2 separate regions of the Homo sapiens genome follow, and region 1 is linked to region 2. Evidence: read pairs that join two places in POLR2A ChIA-PET (ENCODE). Cell type or tissue: OCI-LY7. All regions are shown on one strand. Links, peaks and the distances in the headings refer to the core of each region. The heading gives the core; the rest is flanking DNA.

Region 1 (2,918 bases), core at 241-2,740, 51 kb after region 2:
TAAATCTAACAAAATATATACAAAATCTATATGTGGAAAACTACAAACTGATGAATGAAATCAATGAAGAACTAAATAAATGGAGAAGTATTTTATGTTCATGGAGAGAAAGACTCAACATTGCCAAGATATCAATTCTTCCCAGCTTAATCTACAGATTAAATGCAATGATAATAATAATCTCAGCAAGTTATTGTATAAATATCAACAAACTGATTCTAAAGTTTATATAGATAGGCAAAAGACCCAGAAAAGCAAACACATTATTGAAGGAGATGAGCAAAGTTAAACAACTGATACTACCTGACTTCATGATTTACTCTAAAACTACAGTAATCAAGACAGTGTGGTATTTGTTAAAGAACAGACAAATAAGGCTGGGCGCGGTGGCTCACGCCTGTAATCCTAGCACTTTGGGAGGCCAAGGCAGGTGGATCATGAGGTCAGGAGATCTATACCATCCTGGCTAACACGGTGAAACCCCGTCTCTACTAAAAATACAAAAATTAGCCGGGCGTGGTGGCAGGTGTCTGTAGTCCCAGCTACTCAGGAGGCTGAGGCAGGAGAATGGTGGGTGAACCCAGGAGGCGGAGCTTGCAGTGAGCCGAGATTGCGCCACTGCACTCCGGCCTGGGCAAGAGAGTGAGACTCCGTCTCTTAAAAAAAAAAAAAAAAAAGGAATAGACAAATAAATTAATGAAAAAGGATAGAAAGCAGAGTAGCAGACTAAAAAGAAATAGACCCAGATAAATATAGTCAACTGATCTTTCATAAACAAGCAAAGCAATACAATTAAGAAAAGACAGTCTTTTCAACTAACGATGCTGAATAACTAGACACCCACATACAAATAAATGAATCTAGGCCCAGATTTTACATTTTTCCCCAAAATGACTCAAAATGTATCATAGTCCTAAAGGTAAAACACAAAACTGTAAAACTCGTAGAAGATAATATAAGAGAAAGCCTAGATAACTTTGGGTATGGTGATGACTTTTTAAATATAATACCAAAGGCACAATCCATGAAAGAAAGAACTGATAAACTGGACTTCATTAAAACTAAAAACTTTCAACCTGCAAAAGACATAATCAAAATAATGAAAAGACAAATTATTAATATCATATGTCTTTTGAGAATTGCAAGTTAAAATAATGAGATATCATTACATATTACTTAAGTGTTACATTAAAACATTAACAATATCAAATACTAGCAAGGATGTGGAGCAACCAGAAGTCTCATGCATTACTGGTAAGAAAGCGAAATGCTACAGCCACTTTGGCAGTTTCTTACAAAAGAAAACATACTTGAAGGGAGGGGCCAAAATGGCCAAACAGAAACAGCTCTGGTCTGAAGCTCCCAGTGAGATGAATGCGGAAGGCAGGTGAATTCTGCATCTCCATCTGAGGTACCAAGTTCATCTCATTGGGCAGCTGGTGCAACCCACAGGAAGCAGGAAGAAAGCAGGTGGGGTGTCATTTCACCCAGGAGCTGCACAGGGTGGGGAGACTTGCCTCCCTGAGGTAAGGGAAGTGGCGAGGGTCTGTCCTACCCACCAGGTGTACTATGCTTCTCCCACAGATTTTTGCAATCTGCAGATCAGAAGATTCCCTCATGAGCCTACACCACCAGGGCCCTGGGTCTCAAGCACAAACCTGGGCAAACCAATGACAGCCACTCCCATTGGTGGCTGTTTAGGCAGGCACTGAGCTGCAGGAGTTTTTACATACTCCAGTGGTGCCTGGAACTCCAGTGAGGCACGAGAACCATCCAGTCCCATGGAAAGGGGGCTGAAGCCAAGGAGGAGAGCCCAGCAGTCTCAATCAGTAGGTTCTACTCCCATGGATCCCTGCAAGCTAAGACCCACTGGCTTGAGATCCCTGCTGCCAGCAGAGTAGTCTGGAGTGTGCCTGGAATGACTAAGTTCCTGGGGGGAGGGGTGACCACCATTAGTTGGCGGTTTGCCCCTGACAGTGCAAAGGAGCCTGAGAGGTTTGGACTGGGCCAGATTTCCCACAGTGCAGCAAACTGGCTGTGGCAGGTTGTGGCCAGACTGCCTCTTTAGGTGGGACCCTGAGCCATCCCTCCTCACCAGGCAGGTCATCCCTGCAAGAATTCCAGCAGCTCTGGTCAGGGGCTTACAGACAGAACTCTCATCTCGCTGAGTCAGAGAACCTGAGGGGAGAGGCAGTTTCAGGTTCAGCAGACTTATCTTTTCTGCCTGCTGGCTCTGAAGAGACCAGATGAACCCGATGAGTGGGATTCCCCCAGCACAGCACACCAGCTCTGCTAAGGGAATGTCAGATTCTCTACATAAGCGGGTCCTTGATCCCATGCCTCCTGACTGGGTGAGACTTCCCAACAAGGGTCACCAGACACCTCATACAGAAGAGTTCCGGCTGGCATCAGGCCAGTGCCCCTCTGGGGCAAAACTTCTGAAGGAAGAAGCAGGCAGCAATCTGCTGTTCTGCAGCCTCCACTGGTGATACCCACGTGAACAGGGTCTGGAGTGGATCCCCAGCAAACTGCAGCAGACTTGCCTCAGAAAGGCTGACTGTTAGAAGATAAACAAACAAACAGAAAGTAACAACAACAACATCTACAAAAAAGACTCCACAAAAACCCCATTCAAAGGTCATCAGTCTCAAAGATCAAAGGTGGATAAATCCACGAAGATGAGGAAAAAACAATGAAAAAACGGTGAAAATTCCAAAAGCCAGAGTGCCTCTTCTCCTCCAAATGATCGCAACAGTTCTCCTGTGAGGGCACAGAACAAGGCTGAAGCTGAGATGGATAAACTGACAGAAGTAGGCTTCAGAAAGTTGGTAATAACGAATTTCGCTGAGCTAAAGCATTATGTTCTAACCCAATGCAAAGAAGCTAAGAAGCATGATAAAAGATTACAGGAGCTGTTA
Region 2 (2,918 bases), core at 282-2,781:
CATTTTGTCCCTGTCAATTTGTGCTGAATTCTTAGCAATATTTTCAGATATATCTTTAAATTCACTAATTATCCCTTTTCCTGCTGCTTTCCTCATCTGCTCTCATTCACTGAGTTTTTAATTTCAGTGATAACAGTTTTTGATTCTAGGGATGTATTTTCAAACTTATTGGCTTTTGATGTTTTTTGTTGTTGTGATGTGATGTTTTTATTTCTTCTTTTATTTCTTAAAACCATTTAAACATTATTTTTTATAATACATAGGATTATTTAAATATCTAAAGTCCTTGGTGACCAAATTCATTCTTTGTATTTCCTATTGATATGTTGGCTTGTTTCCTGAAATATTTGATGATTTTTAAAAATTTGGTTGACCTCAATAACGGGATTCATAAGGAAAAATTAAAGATTGTTTCTTCCAGAGATTAACTGCATTTTCATCTGTAAGAGGGCAGGGTGTAGCTAATGATTTGGATGTCTTGAAGCCCTTTTTAAGGTTTCAGACTGATGAAAGGCTCACTGATTTATCCCATCACCTTTCAGTAAACCAAGAGCTTATTCTTAGAATCTCAGCACCAATATATAGATTATTACCATGAAGGGCCACCTTGCCCTTTGAATTCATTTACCAAATGCTGCTCCCCATTCTGCTTCTAACTAAGTGCCTTCCTTTAGTGATTTCCTCATTTCTTACAAAGAAAGCAATATGTTTAACCTAATTATCTCAGGTTATAATGGTCTTGTAGTGAAAACATCTTCAAAGAAACAACAGTGTTGTTTCTCCTAAAGTTGTTTCTTTGCATGCCCTGACACGTTTTATGCATTGAAGTTCCTGAGCTATACAAATCCAAGTTGCTATTTGACAGACTATAAATAAACTATTATTTATCTATCTTGTTCTACTTTAGAAATCTATTTTTTTATATTCTATGATATCAAAATGGGTGTGAAACACTGCTTCCAGGTATCTAGTCTATCAGAGAAGTGAAACTGTAGTTTTTATAGTTTTCATTAAATGTGTCCTAAAATTTTTCAGCTACATAGTTGCTCTATCTTTCGCAATAATTATACACTTACTCAGAAAGGGTTTGATTTAGGTGCATTATATCAGTCTGAGAAAGAACTTTATAAGCTAGGCAACAGTATGAACTTAATTTGTAAGCAAGACCAAATGTTTTTTGAAGATATGTTGATTACCTTATACTTTTATGCTTATCCAGATGTTTGCCATTTTTTATGTTCTCCCTTGAATAATATTCAAGTTCTCATTTAGAAACATTGCGCATCAGCCTGAAAAACTTCCTTTAACATTAGCTATAGTGATTATCTGTTGTCAAGGGGTTCTTTTCATTTTCTGAAAATGCCTTAAATTTGCCACAATTTTTGGAAGATTTTTCACTGGATATAGAATACTTTGTTGACAGTTACTTTTTCCTTTGACAATTTAAAGATATCTTTTACTGTATTCTAGCCCCCATAGTTTATAATGAGGATGAGGGATTTTTGTATAATTGTTTTCTTGCAGGTAATGCACAAAAACTGTTTTCAAGATTTTTATCTTTGGCTTTTAAGTTTGACTAACTTATTCATACATATGAATTTCTTAATATTTACCTGCTTAGGCTTTGCTGAGCTTCTTGAAAGTGTAAATTTATGGATTTAAGCAATTTGGAAAAAATTTCAATTATTGTATCTTCAACTTGTTTTGCCCTAATCTTTCTCTTCTCTTAAGTTTTGGGACTTCAATTCTAAATATGTCATATGTTTCAATATTATTCCACAAGTCCTTGAGGATCTGAAAATTATCCAACATTTTTCTTCATATTGGACAATTTCAAGTTCGCTAACTTGTTTTCCTGTTAAATCTTGCCTTTAAGTATGTCCAGAGATGGTTTTTATATAAAATGTTTTACTATATTTCTCAATTCTAAATTTCATTTGGCTTTTTTCCTACTGTCCTTCTTTGCTGAGGTATCCTATTTTTTCATCGTTTGAAAGCATATTTTCTATTATGTCATTAAGCACAGTTACAACAGCTGCTTTAAAATATTTGCCTGATACTTCTAACTTCCACATCATCCTTATATTGAGCTGCATTGATTGTCCTTTTCCTTTAGAATTGGTCATATTTTTCTGGTTTTTCATGTAAGGCATTTGAGATTATATACTATACATTGTGAAAGTTATATGGAGAAGTCTGTGTTTTCTCACATATTCCTCCAAAAAAAGTGAAAGTGTTTATTTTCCTTTCTTTTTTTTTCTTTTTCTTTTTCTTTTTTTTTTTTTCATGGAGTTGCTTTGTCACCCTGGCTGGAGTGCAGTGTGACATGATCTGGGCTCATTGCAACCTTTACCTCCCAGACTCAAGCAAGTCTCTTGCCTCAGCCTCCCGAGTAGCTGGGGTTACAGGCACACACCACCATGACTGGCTAATTTTTTTTTATTTTTTGTAGAAATGGGATTTTGCCGTGTTGGCCAGATTGGTCTCAAACTGACCTCAAGCAATCTGCTTGCCTCAGCCTCCCATAGTGTTGGGATCACAGACGTGAGCCATTGCACCTGGCCAATTTTCCTTCCTTAGCAAGCAATTGGTGTAGTTGGACTTAAATTTAAATCTCTATCTTTGGGGCAGCAGGTCAAGTCTCAGTTCGGTTGTCTTGTTCTTACCATAACCTGGCTTGTGCTTGCATCAGTCAGAGATTTGGGGAAAAAAATTGTACACACAAGTTAGAGCACCCCCTCTATGTTTTTGATTTTATGGAATTGATTCTTCATTTTCAGCATCTGTGGTTTCTCTTAACTCTGTTCTCTGGTTATTCAGGTGAGAAAGGCTGCAGGTTTTTTAATGATGTTTTACTCACTCTACATGGGACTACAATTGGCCTAAGGCTAACAATTGTAAAAATGATAAACTTTTGC

The links. Peaks named below come from ENCODE experiments on the same cell type or tissue, not always from the same donor. Only the 100,000 strongest peaks of a DNase experiment are listed, where the experiment ranks them.
Region 1: POLR2A ChIA-PET joins it to region 2 with 18 read pairs; 9 of 35 experiments call an interaction of 5 or more read pairs at or near these places.

The regions. Positions count from the first base shown.
Region 1 is chr12:9,672,951-9,675,868 of GRCh38, reverse strand. All of the region lies in intron 1 of CLEC2D (C-type lectin domain family 2 member D), which reads right to left. Among named protein-coding and RNA genes, the nearest start is that of CLEC2D, 4.7 kb to the right of the region's middle. RefSeq lists an enhancer at 2,278-2,537. In OCI-LY7, for the core only: no CTCF peak of the experiment used is centred there; DNase peaks (open chromatin) are centred at 1,408 and 2,208; H3K4me3 peaks cover 2,189 bases; H3K27ac peaks cover 2,500 bases.
Region 2 is chr12:9,723,552-9,726,469 of GRCh38, reverse strand. All of the region lies in intron 1 of CLECL1 (C-type lectin like 1), which reads left to right. Among named protein-coding and RNA genes, the nearest start is that of CLECL1, 8.1 kb to the left of the region's middle. In OCI-LY7, for the core only: no CTCF peak of the experiment used is centred there; no DNase peak of the experiment used is centred there; H3K4me3 peaks cover 2,500 bases; H3K27ac peaks cover 2,500 bases.